3 separate regions of the Homo sapiens genome follow, and regions 1 and 2 are each linked to region 3. Evidence: chromatin contacts called from ENCODE Hi-C or POLR2A ChIA-PET data. All regions are on one chromosome and are shown on one strand. Each heading gives the region's core, a stretch centred on a gene start or an enhancer-like site at or near the end of the contact. The rest is flanking DNA. Distances are from core to core; before and after follow the strand shown.

What was found. A loop is a pair of places that touch in the nucleus more often than their neighbours do. ChIA-PET counts read pairs that join two places held with the same protein, here RNA polymerase II (POLR2A). Pooled maps may share reads with other maps.
Region 1: a loop to region 3 is called in a pooled map, with 5 times the contacts of the local background. The contact joins the enhancer-like site here to the promoter of SNHG12 in region 3. A Hi-C loop is called at or near these places in 5 of 50 pooled maps. POLR2A ChIA-PET finds 5 or more read pairs at or near these places in 15 of 52 experiments (AG04450, H1, HEK293 and 12 more).
Region 2: a loop to region 3 is called in a map of naive thymus-derived CD4-positive, alpha-beta T cell, with 10 times the contacts of the local background. The contact joins the enhancer-like site here to the promoter of SNHG12 in region 3. A Hi-C loop is called at or near these places in 1 of 168 maps with a recorded cell type or tissue (naive thymus-derived CD4-positive, alpha-beta T cell) and 7 of 50 pooled maps. POLR2A ChIA-PET finds 5 or more read pairs at or near these places in 20 of 52 experiments (AG04450, CD4-positive, alpha-beta T cell, CD4-positive, alpha-beta memory T cell and 13 more).

What each region holds. Positions count from the first base shown.
Region 1 is chr1:28,447,323-28,451,664 of GRCh38, forward strand. All of the region lies in intron 2 of PHACTR4 (phosphatase and actin regulator 4), which reads left to right. Among named protein-coding and RNA genes, the nearest start is that of SNHG3, 56 kb to the right of the region's middle. RefSeq lists a silencer at 3,451-3,500. Within about 2 kb of position 2,774, at least 5 of the 41 ENCODE cell types and tissues checked have a DNase peak (open chromatin) inside an H3K27ac peak, as active enhancers do; they include endothelial cell of umbilical vein, where a contact is called at or near this core.
Region 2 is chr1:28,772,866-28,776,947 of GRCh38, forward strand. No RefSeq gene overlaps it. Among named protein-coding and RNA genes, the nearest start is that of OPRD1, 37 kb to the right of the region's middle. RefSeq lists an enhancer at 2,292-2,586. Within about 2 kb of position 2,491, at least 22 of the 41 ENCODE cell types and tissues checked have a DNase peak (open chromatin) inside an H3K27ac peak, as active enhancers do; they include CD4-positive, alpha-beta T cell and CD8-positive, alpha-beta T cell, where a contact is called at or near this core.
Region 3 is chr1:28,580,278-28,584,574 of GRCh38, forward strand. SNHG12 (small nucleolar RNA host gene 12) reads right to left here and starts at 2,706. Exons shown (of 6, transcript NR_146382.1): 1 at 1,813-2,706; 2 at 834-952; 3 at 283-369. It overlaps SNORA44 (small nucleolar RNA, H/ACA box 44), which reads right to left and starts at 235; the gene lies at 104-235. It overlaps SNORA16A (small nucleolar RNA, H/ACA box 16A), which reads right to left and starts at 776; the gene lies at 643-776. RefSeq lists enhancers at 302-1,087, 1,088-1,873.

The DNA.
Region 1 (4,342 bases), core at 1,524-4,023, 130 kb before region 3:
TTTATAGCAATGCAAGAATGGACTAATAGACCTATTATCACAACCTACATATGTATTTCCTCTTTCTTTTTTCTTTTTTTTTTTTTTGAGACAGTCTCACTCTGTCGCCCAGGCTGGAGTGCAGTGGCACGATCTCGACTTACTACAACCTCTGCCTCCTGGATTCAGGTGATTCTCCTGCCTCAGCCTCCCAAGTAGCTGGCATTACAGGTGCCCACCACCATGCCTGGCTATGTATTTCGTCTTTCTACTTGCAAGTAAACTTTGGAAAGTTTGAAGTTTTTTTTCCATGAGTGAATAGCTTATATTCTGGCCCTTCACTATAAAAACATACCCTTAACCTGGAATTTTTTGTCAGAACAGTGTGCACATTAAGTTGCCAGTGGTAAAGCAACTTCACTTCTTGATACAATCATAGGCAGAAAACTATTTTTCCAGAGGTAGAATCTCAGACATAACTGTACCTGCAAGTTCAGAGAGAGACCTTCCACCTGACTATCTTCTCCTGACGGCTTTACCGAGTTCTTTCTAATTCCCAAGGGTCAGATCTATGCAATATTTCCACAGGAAGTTGTGGGCCTTCTCTATACAAAGCCTGCTTTGTTCATTAGTGGCAGGTTTATTTTCTGTAATTTTGCCGAAGTTTTCTGAAACAGTTGTTTAAAGCCAATAATAATCCTCTTTTAGAAGGCAAAAATGAATAAGTACAGTAGTGTAAATACCATAAATGAATGTTCTACGTTTACAATGTTCTGATACTGTGAAAAGGTTGTTTATAGCAAATCTGTTTCCAGCTAGGTGGGCTTAAAAACAGACTAAACCATTATATTATGAAGATATTTGGTACTTCTTCACAGTGAAGTATGTATACCTTGTTGAATAAAATCATACATTAAAATTTTGGACAAATAGGCTGGGCACGGTGGCTCATGCCTGTAATCCTAGCACTTTGGGAGGTCGAAGCGGATAGATCACTGTTGGCCAGGCTGGCTGGAACTCCTGACCTCAGGTGATCACACCATTGCACTCCAGCCTGGGTGACAGAGCAAGACTTTGTTTCAAAAAAAAAGAAAAGAAAAGAAAGGAAAGGAAAGGGGAAAGGAAAAAGGAAAGGAAAGGAAAGGAAAGGAAAGGAAACCTGATAAGGTGGCCGGGCGCTGTGTCTTATGCCTGTAATCCCAGCACTGTGGGAGGCCGAGGAGGGCGGATCATGAGGTCAGGAGATCGAGACCATCCTGGCTAACACAGTGAAATCCCATCTCTACTTAAAAAAAAAAAAAAAAAAAAAAATTAGCTGGGCATGGTGGTGGGCGCCTGTAGTCCCAGCTACTTGGGAGGCTGAGGCAGGAGAATGGCGTGAACCCGGGAGGTGGAGCTTGCAGTGAGCCGAGATCGTGCCACTGCACTCCAGCCTGGGCGACAGAGCGAGACTCCATCTCAAAAAAAAAAAAAAAAAAAAAAAACCTGATAAGGTGTAAAACATACAGAGAGTTCATACAGATCCAATAACTTTGTTACTTATTACCAAGTCAAGTAAAGCGGGGGGCGGGGGTGGGGGGACAAGGCATGGTAGCTCACACACTTTGAGAGGCTGAGGCAGGAGGATTGCTTGAGACCAGGAGTTCGAGACCAGCCTGGGCAACATAGCGAAACCTGATCTCTACTAAAAAAATTAGCCAGATAAGGTGGTCTGCACCTGTAGTTCTATCTTCTCAGAGGCTGAGGCAGGAAGATTGCTTGAGCCCAGGAGTCCAAGGTTGCAGTGAGTTATGATCATGCCATTGTATTCCAAGCTGGGTGAAAGAGTGAGACACTGTCTCAAAACAAAACAACAACAACAACAACAACTGGCTGTGCCAGGTGCAGTGGTGCACCCCTAGAGCCCCAGTGACTTGAGAGGCTGAAGCAGCAGGATTGCTTGAGACCAGGAGTTTGAGGCTGCACTGTGCCATGATCGCGCCCATTAATAGCCACTGTACTCTAGCCTGGGTAACATACCCCATATCTAAAAAATAAAAATATATATGTATAATAAAATAAATAATTGGTTGTAAATCTAATTCTAAAATTAACATTATCTTTGACCTAGGGCATATTGTTTAATCCTGTTTTATCTCATATCTCCATCAAGTTATGCAGGTATAATATGTATCTATAGCAAATAGTTAATGAATACTTTATCCGAAGATGAAAGGTGCTAAGTGGTTTTTATAAATATCATACATTTATTTAAAAATCACAGCCAATGGCCCAGTGCTGTGGCTCACACCTGTAATCCCAGCACTTTGGGAGGCCAAAGTGGGTGGATCACCTGAGGTCAGGAGTTTGAGACCAGCCTGGCCAACATGGTGAAACCCTGTCTCTACTAAAAATACAAAAGTTAGCCAGGCGTGGTGGTGGGCACCTGTAATCCCAGCTACTTGGGAGGCTGAGACAGGAGAATCCCTTGAACCCAGGAGGCAGGGGTTGCAGTGAGCTGAGATCGTGCCATTGCCCTCCAGCCAGGGTGACAGAGTGACACTCTGTATAAAAAAAAAAAAAATCACCCCTGAAATTCATATGAAACAACTACACTTGCACTTAAAAACTTCAATTAAATATTTACTAGGAAAAATATGGTGGTTGAAGAAACTACTAGAACTCTGCATAATTAATGATGTAAGAAACAAGCCTATGATATGTGAGGTGCTACAACTTGAATGAGGGAGTAAGTAGTTTAAATACCAGGCCTGGTTTCAGGGTACTACTCAAACAGGAAACTCCAAACTGTAATTTGGTTAGTTATCTTCCACTCCCAGCCTCCACCCCCTCCAAAAAACACCAAGACTGTCAACTCTGTGACGTGCTTTCCTAATGGCCTGTAGCTACATGACTCAAAGAAAAAGGTGTTTTCTTTGGAACACACAATTGTAAAACTATACCCAGCATCCTACACCCTGATTTCTGGCAAACAAAGGAAAACTACCTTTTTTTTTTTTTTTCACTCATAGAAAACAGAATGGGGCCATAGGCCATTTAAAATGCCATAACTAGTTTAAACAGAAACAACAGTCTATCCAAATGTGACTGCATGCCTATATGTTCTCTGTCAAATTGGAAATTAGAGGGAGCATTTTATAAAATCAGATGCTGAGAACAAAGATTTATGTGCAGAATTGGCGTATGAACAGTTTCAGGCCCATCTTTCTTAGTCCTTTATTAGTATAAAACAAATTTGGGTGTACTTATATAATTTTTTAAAAAACAGTGATGATTTCTGGATACCTGAGTATATTTTTTGTTTTTGTTTTTTTTGGTTGTTTGTTTGTTTGTTTTGAGGCAGGTTCTCCCTCTGTCACCCAGGTTGTAGTACAGTGGTATGATCACAGCTCACTGCAACCTCAACCACCTGAGCTTAAGCAGTTCCCTCGCCTTAGCCTACCGAGTATCTGGGACTGCAGGTGCATGCCACCACGCCCAGCCAATTGTTGTGTGTGTGTGTGTGGTTTTCGTTTTGTTTTGTTTTTGAGAGGGAGTCTTGCTCTGTGGCCCATGCTGGAGTGCAGTGGAGTTGTCTCAGCTCACTGCAGCCTCTGCCTCCCGGGTTCAAGAGATTCTCATGCCTCAGCCTCCCCAGTAGCTGGAACTACAGGCATGTACCACCACACCCAGCTTTTTTTTTTTTTTTTTTTTGTATTTTTAGTAGAAACAGGGTTTCATGTTGGCCATGCTGGTCTCCAACTCCTGACCTCAAGTGACCCGCCCACCTCGGCCTCCCAAAATGCTAGGATTATAGGCACGAGCCACCGCACCCAGCCTAATTTTTGTATTTTTGTAAAGATGATGTCTCAGTATGTTGCCCAGGCTGGTCTTGAACTCCTGGGTTTAAGCAATCCACCCACCTGGCCTTCCAATGTGCTGGGATTACAGGCGTGAGCCACTGCATCCAGCCTACTCTTTGTTCTGTAATGTATTCATCTGTCAGTTTCTCTTTGTTTCTATTACAGTTTCTAAGCATTGCAATTGAATCCTCCTGTCAAACAGAAATTCATACTAAGAAGCTTGAAGCTTGAACTATTGTAGCAGGATTTTTTTTTTTTTTAATTTTAGATACAGGGTATTGCTGTGTTGCCCAGGCTGGAGTGCAGTGGCTATTCACAGGTGCAATGATACATATCACAATACAGCCTCAACTCCTAGACTCAAGCAATCTTCCTGCCTCAGCCTCCTGAGTAACTAGGACAACAGGTGCGCATCACTGTGCCCTGCCCAGTGTTATTGTAGCAGTTTTAGAGATAAATGGCTTAATTAGATCTAATCAGCCACTGCTATGAAGCACTTATGCATTAATTTTTTTCTTTGA
Region 2 (4,082 bases), core at 1,241-3,740, 190 kb after region 3:
GATCACTTGGTTACAGTGTTGCCAGACTTCTCCATTGGAAAGTTATTAATTTCCTCCTTTGTACTTAATATGTAACTTAGGGGATCGGATATACTTGGAAACTTTTTTCTTTTTGGAGACGGTCTTGCACTCTTCCCCAGTCTGGAGTGCAGTGGCACAATCATTCCTCACTGCAGCCTCAACCTTCCGGCCTCAAGCAATCCTCCCGGGTATCTGGGACTGCAGGCATGTGCCTCCGTGCTTGGCTTATTTTATTTTTAAATAGGGATGAAGTCTTGCTGTGTTTGCCAGGCTAGTCTCAAACTATCCTCCTGCCTCAGCCTCCCAAAGCGCTAGGATTACAGGTGTGAGCCAAGGCGCCCAGCTGAAACTATCATTCTTTGACCCACTAACTTTGGGCAGCTATGGATTGTTATTGCATGCAACAAGTGTTCCTGTGCCATTTGCCAAATGTTGCTTCACGATTTCTAGTCCTTCTACATTTATTAATTAGCACTCTATTGTAAGGAGGTGTCCCTTCTCTGTATTTATTCAGTATATCAGTATGGATTCACTTTTGCTCAAATTGTCTCAGCTTTGGCCATTAGGAGCTCCTTAAAATTGGCTCCTTTGTTTTCTTGACATGCTGTCATTATTTTTGGTGGTCTGGCTTTGTGGCTTATGCCTGTAACCCCAGCACTTTGGGAAGTTGAGGTGGGAGGATTCCTTGAACCTGGGAATTTGATACCAGCCTGTGCAACATATTGAGACCTGGTCTCTACAGAAAATAAGCCAGGTGTGGTATGCTCCTGTAGTCCCATCTGCTGGGGAGGCTGAGGTGGGAGGATGACTTGATCAGGGGAGGTTGAGGTTGCAGTGAGCTGCCTAACAGCAAGGCCCTGTCTCAGAAAAATTTTCTGGTGTCTGCCCTTCTGGTACTGTAAGATGTTCCCTGGGAATCTTGTATTTTCCCTGCCCCAATTCCACTTTTTTCCAAGAAATTCTGCTTCCTTTTATTGGAGAATGTTTCAGAATTATCGAGGTGTTTTTTCGTTTTGTTTTGTTTTTTGCTTTTAAGATACAGCGTCTCTTGCCCAGGCTGGAGTGCAGTGGCGCAGTCTCGGCTCACTGCAATCTCTGCCGCCTGGATTCAAGTGATTCTCCTGCCTCAGCCTGCTGAGCAGCTGGGATTACAGGTGCCTGCCACCGTGCCCGGCTAATTTTTGTAGTTTTAGTAGAGACAGGGTTTCACCTTGTTGGCCACGCTGTTCTCAAACTCCTGACCTCGTGGTCCAGCTGCCTTGGCATCCCAAAGTGCTGGGATTACAGGCGTGAGCCACCGTGCCCGGCCCTATTGAACTTTTTTTAAAGGCAATTCTTCAAATTGCAATGGATTATTAAACTGGGACTTATTACCAGGGTAAGTGGAGAATTATTGAGACTAATCAAAACACTTAACCACTTTATTTTGTCCTCACCTTTTAAAAAGCTACATGTGAATGAATCCTCTGGAATTAGAGGGCTTCCACTTGACAGTACTTCAGCTAGGGTATGGCTCAGTGCTCATGGGTTTACATCCTTTCACGATGTCTCTGTTAAGCCTTGTAAATAGAGACCCCAAAACGTTAGAAGTCCTACCTAGAATGTTTGAAGTCCTGGTTCCCACACCTTGGAGCTTTCTCTACCAGTGAGAAAGTAAATGCTCTTGTAATAAAAGTTTTCGGCCGGGGGCAATGGCTCACGCCTGTAATCCCAACACTTTGGGAGGCCAAGGCAGGTGGATCACCTGAGGCCAAGAGTTCGAGACCAGCCTGGCCGATATGGTGAAACCCCGTCTCTACTAATGTCTACTAATAATACAAAAATTAGCCGGGTGTGGTGGTGCACGCCTGTAATCCCAGCTACTCGGGAGGCTGAAGCAGGAGAATTGCTTGAACCCAGGAGGAGGTGGAGGTTGCAGTGAGCCGAGATCATGCCATTGCAGTCCAGCCTGGGCGACAAGAGTGAAACTCCGTCTCAAAACATACTAAAAAAATTAAGTTTTCGTTTTTCATTATGGAGCTAACATTGCACTTGATGTTACCACTTATTTGACTTTTATTTGAAAGTTGACTTGTGGCCTGCGTGTCATGAATGTTTTGAAAATGAGAGTGGAAGTAAAGGTGTCCCTAGGATTCAGATCTGTAAGTCCACTTGCAATCAATTTTTTCTGCTTTAGGAAGCAATGCCACTTTGTCATGAGCATCGCTCATCGCTAGTGGTTTCTGGGCAGCTGGTGCACCTCCTTACTACTGAGAAGCCTTTGGAACTGTGATGTTTAATTACAGCTGCCGGGTTTGCACGTGGGAAGCTGACATGGTGTGGTGAAAGCCAGCGGTCTTCAGCTAGTGGAGGGAATTACAGAAGGTCCCACGCCCTTTAGGGCCCTTGGCTCCGGGTTTCCGGGACAGGCTCTGGAGCTCCGCCTGCGGGGGCCGGGCTTGGCGGCTGGACGGCGCGTGCGCCGTGCCTGCGGATGGAGGAGGGCCACCTTCTGCCCGGCTGTAGCCAGGTTCCCTCCATGCTTCCCCACCCCGTCGCAGCCTGGTTTTTGTACGCCTTCTCTCTGACGGCGGTTGTGCCACCTTGAGCTGCGGCTCAAGATGGTGTCCGCCCTTGCTTCTGCGCCTGTGCGGAAGCGCCCGGCCCTCACCTGCGCAGGTGAGCTGGGTCGTCTGAGAGGGAAATGGGGTTTCACACCACCCTGCTAACCAGGCAAAGATGACATTCGTGTCATGTGTAGCTTATTGCTTTCTTCGGCCTCTTCAATAATGCTCAGACATGAGGCTTGGTAAAGGTTGGAAAGCTGTTAGCCGACCTGCGGGCCGTGGGTTCATGTACTCGAAAAAGTTGAGGTGCCTCTGAAGGGCAGCTCCCCGAGGAAACTCCCAATTTTGCTGCCCTCTCCAGGTGTGCGTGTGAGTGTACTCATCTGTTGTTTCCATGTGTTAGTTAACCTGTATTTTGTGAGCTCCTGTCGCTACTATTGTTGGGCATTGGGGAAAAGAGAAATAAATGAAGATTCTTGTTTTCTCAGCATCCTGTTTAAGGAATATACCATCTTATATTTGGCGAGCTCCATAAGAGCAGAGCTACCCAGAAAACTGCCCCTATCTATATTGGCGTTTTTTCCCTAGCTTTTCTTTATCTCTGGAAACCACAGGAGCCCTTCGCCTCTTCATCGTCCTCCACAGCTCAGCTCTCTCTCATAGGCTGTCTGTGCCATCCTTCAAGAGGTCTGTGATACTGGGCAGGTCAGAGAATTGCTCTGTGCACGCATTTTCTCGTCCGAAAAAGGAAATTGCCTCTGAAGCCACTTGATGGTATGAGTTTTACAGGGATTTAAATTGACGTTACTGGTGCTTTTTTTTTTTTTTTAAATGGAATCTTACTCCATCTCCCAGGCTGGAGTGCTATCTCCCAGGCTGGAGTGCAGTGGCACGATCTTGGCTCACTGCAACCTCTGCCTCCAGGGTTGAAGCGATTCTCCTGCTTCAGCCTCCCAAGTAGCTGGGATTACGGGAGCCCGTCACCATGCCTGGCCAATTGTATTTTCAGTAGAGACGGGGTTTCACCTTGTTGGTAAGGCTGGTCTCTAACTCTTGACCTCAGGTGATCCGGCCACCTCCGCCTCCCAAAATGCTGGGATTACAGGCGTGAGCCACCGCGCCGGGCCCCAGTAGTGCTGTTCTAATTTAAAACAAACAAACAGCTAACACAGTTCAGACAGTTACACATGCAGAATAAAAAGTGTGTACAGGCCGGGCGCAGTCCATCCTGGCTAACACGGTGAAACCCTGTCTCTACTAAAAATACAAAAAATGAGCCGGGCGTGGTGACGCGTGCTTGTAATCCCAGCTACTCGGGAGGCTGAGGGAGGAGAATCACTTGAACCTGGGAGGCGGAGGTTGCAGTGAGCGGAGATCGCACCACTGCACTCCAGCCTGTGCGACAGAGTGAAATTCCGTCTCAAAAAAAAAAAAAAAAAAAAGGACCACTAACGTCAATTTAAATCCCTGTAAAACTCATACCATCAAGTGGCTTCAGAGGCAATTTCCTTTTTT
Region 3 (4,297 bases), core at 1,456-3,955:
AGCCTGGGTGACAGAGCAAGACTCCGTCTCAAAAAAAAAAAAAAAAAAAAACCCATCTACATTGAAGTTGACACATGGAAGGCTTCCAGCCCTGGTCCTGAAACATTATAGGAAAGCTGAGTGGCAGCTTGCAGGTATTGTACTGACCTGCGCTGTCAAAGTCTTTCCAGGTTGCTCTTGCATGCAGTTGGAGATCCCATGGCTATGACCAGCCACAGCCCTTGGAAACATGCTGTTCTGTCCCACCAGGCAGCCCCCAGTTAGTCTCCAAAAGAAACCTACCAGGTCCCCTGCATTTCATCACTGTCATTACCCCGGAAGTCCTCGATCACCAGAAAAATCACCTTCTGTCATCTTAAGAGTCTTCATCTGGACAGCAAAATGAGAACAACTGTCATGAACAATTTTATTGTTCCCATCATTTGGTCCTCAGAATGATACAAATCTGACCAGCCTTTGGTCCCAATACTGATGCCTTAAGCTATCAGTTAAGCTGTGTCACATCCCAGCTGGATTTTCCCAGTACGAGTCTTATGCTGGTTAACTGTACATGCAAACCCCCAACCGTTCTGCTGTTCTGTGGAAACAAGCCCATTTTGATAAAGGTCTCTGGCTACAGCTGAAAGGTGGCAGGTACAATGGAACTGTATTTTCCCAAAATGTTGCAGATCAGTTACAACAAACAGAACGGCGACCGTCAAGGAAAACTGTCACTCTGGGCTCCTTTTTGACCACAGCAGCTATGCGGAAGCAGCTGCAGCTTCGATAAGGGCCAAGGGGCAATTCAGATCCCAGGGCGGCCGCCTAAAGCCTCACCTGTCCATCATTACTACCTGCTTAAGTACGCCGGGATCTCTGTAGACTAAGTCAGTCATCCTGTAGGCCCCACTGCCCACGCTGTGCCAATAGCTGGTGTGCTTTTTCTCAGTCTTGATGGGACCGTTTTATCCGCCTATTACAGGTAAGAGGTTTAGACCGATTAAGTTACTTCCTGAAGGTCGCTTAGTCACTTAGCGAGGCTGAAAGCAACAAGCTGGGATGCACGCAAGGGTCTGAATGCCTAAAACCCGTCCTTCTGAAAACCGTGTCTACCAGGGCGACCTCCAGAGGTCTCGCGCGTAGTCACCAGTCCCAAAATCACCTAGCTGGTAAATGTCACAGATTCAACTGGAGGCCATCCTGACACCAGCATGCGGCCTCCCCCTGAATTAAGACACTTCAGGCCCAGGGATTCATCCCCGCATCCCCCAGGAGACCGGTTCCCAAACCCCCACCCCTTCCGTAAACCCGGCCGCCTGCCTGCAACACTCACCTGTCAGCCCAGAGCGCAGCGTTGCGCAGTCCGAAGCGAGAGAAGGGCGCGGCCCCCGCGGGCTCCCGCCCCTCTCACTGCCGAGGGGGCCTTTCGGAGCTCGGGCCCACCGGGTTGGAAGGCCCGGCTCCTCCGTGCCACATTCACCACCATCTCGAGGCCGTGGGAGGAAAAACCCGGCGAGTGCGCGCCAGCAGCAGCGACTAGCGGGGAACGGCGCGCAGGAAGGCAGGCAGAGGCTTGCAGCTAGTAAGTCGACACCGGGAATGCGGCGGGGAGAAAGGGCGCTGAAGCCGCGAGCAAGAGCTTATATAGGCCGCCCCTCGCGGCCACACCCGACAGTAGGCCGCCCGCGTGGCGCACAGCTGCCTGGGAGTTGTAGTTTGCTCGCCCCGGCGTTGTCCGCGCGTCACCTCCCCAGCCCTACGCGCGTGTCCATCCCGAGCCCGCGAAGCGAGAACCGCCAGAGGCTTTCCTCCGAGCGGAAGAAGCGCCTTCACCTTTCAGTGCCCGGCGCTGGGCCCACGCAGGAAGCCGACCCGCCTTGGCCTCTGGAGTTGTCTCTGGGATGTCTTTCAGTCTGGAAATGAACCCTGTGTGCTGGGAAAGGGCTCGGGCTCCGCTCCGAGCTCAGTGGGCGTGCGAGCGAGCAGCGCCTGAGTGGGTTTCGGGGAGGGGGTCATACTCCCCGAAAGGCGATTTATTCAAGGCTTGTCTCTTCCACTAATATGTAATTTTACTGAGCGCGTGCTATTTTAACTGTGTCTGATTATCTGATCTAGTTTTCATAAAAACCCTGTGTACGCTCTGTGGACAAATAAGGAAACTTAGGAATGGATCACACAGCTATCGCAAGCGAGGAGAGGACTGGAATTTGGAGCCCACCCCAGGCACCACACATAGCGCAATGTTTTGCCCATGGAATGAATAAGCCTCAGTATGAAAACTTAGTGGTGATTGCCGAGAATTAAACACCCATCCTGTGCCTAATCTATTAATTTTTATTCTTACATACACTTTTTTGTTTGAGACAGGGTCTTGTTCTGTTGCCCAGGCTGGAGTGCAGTGGCGTGATCAAGGCTCATTGCAGCCTCGACCAACTGGGCTCAAGCAATTCTTCCACCTCAGCCTCCCAGGTAGATGGGACTACAGGTGCGGGCCAACTTTCCTTGCTTACACTTTAAAAAGTAGGTACTACTGCCGGGTGCGGTTACTCACGCCTGTAATCCCAGCACTTTGGGAGGCCAAGGCGGGTGGATCACGAGGTCAGGAGATCGAGACCATCCTGGCTAACACGGCGAAACCCGGTCTCTACTAAAAAAAAATACAAAAAAAAATTAGCCGGGCGTGGTCGCGGGCGCCTGTAGTCCCAGCTACCCGGGAGGCTGAGGCAGGAGAATGGCGTGAACCCGGGAGGCGGAGCTTGCAGAGAGCCGAGATCGCGTCACTGCACTCTAGCCTGGGCAACAGAACGAGACTCTGTCTCAAAAAAATAAAATAAAATAAAAAGTAAGTACTACTTTAGCAGGTCGTGGGGGCGCATGCCTGTGGTCCTGGACTCCTCTCTTTCTCTAACATCACATGTCCAAGCCATCAGCAACTCCTGTGTGCTCTACCTTTAAAATGTATCAATAATCTGACTGTTTCTTACCCCTTCCACTGATGTTACCCTAATCGTTGACCCAGATGATAGCAATAGTCTCTTATCTCCCAGATCCTGCTGTTGCTCCCGACAGTCTGGTCTCCACACGCCAGCCAGCCTGCTAAAAGTTTTTTAATTTTTATGAAGTCTAAGAGTCAATTTTTTTTTTTGTAGTTTATGCTTTTTTTTTTTTTTCTTGAGACGGAGCTGCTCTGTCGCCCAGGCTGGAGTGCAGTGGCGCCATCTCAGCTCACTGCAAGCTCCCGCTCCCGGGTTCACGCCATTCTCCTGCCTCAGCCTCCCAAGTAGCTGGGATTACAGGCGCCCGCCACCACGCCCGGCTAATTTTTTGTATTTTTAGTAGAGACAGGGTTTCCCCATGTTGGGCAGGATGGTCTCGATTTCCTGACCTCGTGATCCACCCGCCTCGGCCTCCCAAAGTGCTGGGATTACAGGCACGAGCCACCGCGCCCGGCCGTTTGTTTACGCTTTAAAAGCTTAATAATTATGCTGGGCGCGGTGGCTCCCACCTGTAATTCCAGCACTTTGGGAGTCCGAGGGGGCAGATAACCTGAGGTCAGGATTTCAAGTCCAGCCTAGCCAACATGGTGAAAACCCGTTTCTACTAAAAATACAAAAATTAGCTGGGCGTGGTGGCAGGCGCCTGTAATCCCAGCTACTTGGGAGGCTGAGGCAGGAGAATCGTTTGAACCTGGGAAGCGGAGGTTGAAGTGAGCTAAGATGGAGCCATTACACTCCAGCCTGGGCGACAAGAGCGAGACTCCGTCTCAAAAAAAAAAGAAAAAAAGTAAAATTATTAAACTTTTTTTTTTTTTTTTGGAGATGAAGTCTCGCTTTTTCGCCCAGGCTTGTGCAGTTTATTCTGTGTCAATTATGCCTCAATAAAGCTGTCAAAAAACCATTAAGAAAAAATGTATATCTCCCAGGCGCAGTAGCTCCCACCAATTCGGGAGGCCAAGGCAGGTGGATTACCTGACATCAGGAACTAGAGACCAGCCTGGCCAACATGACAAAACCCCATCTCTACTAAAAATACAAAAAAAAAAAATTACCCAGGCATGGTGACACTCATCTACAGTCCCAGCTACTTGGGAGGCTAAGGCATAAGAATCGCTCGAACCTGGGAGGCAGAGGTTGCAGTGAGCCAAGATCATGCCACTGCACTCCAGCCTGGGTGATACAGCGAGACTCCCTCTCAAAAAATATATCTATATATATCTATCTATATCTATGTGTGTGTATATATAGATAGATAGATATACATATTATATTAAGGCAGATGCAGTGGATCACCTGTAGTCCAGCTACTTGGGAAGCTGAAA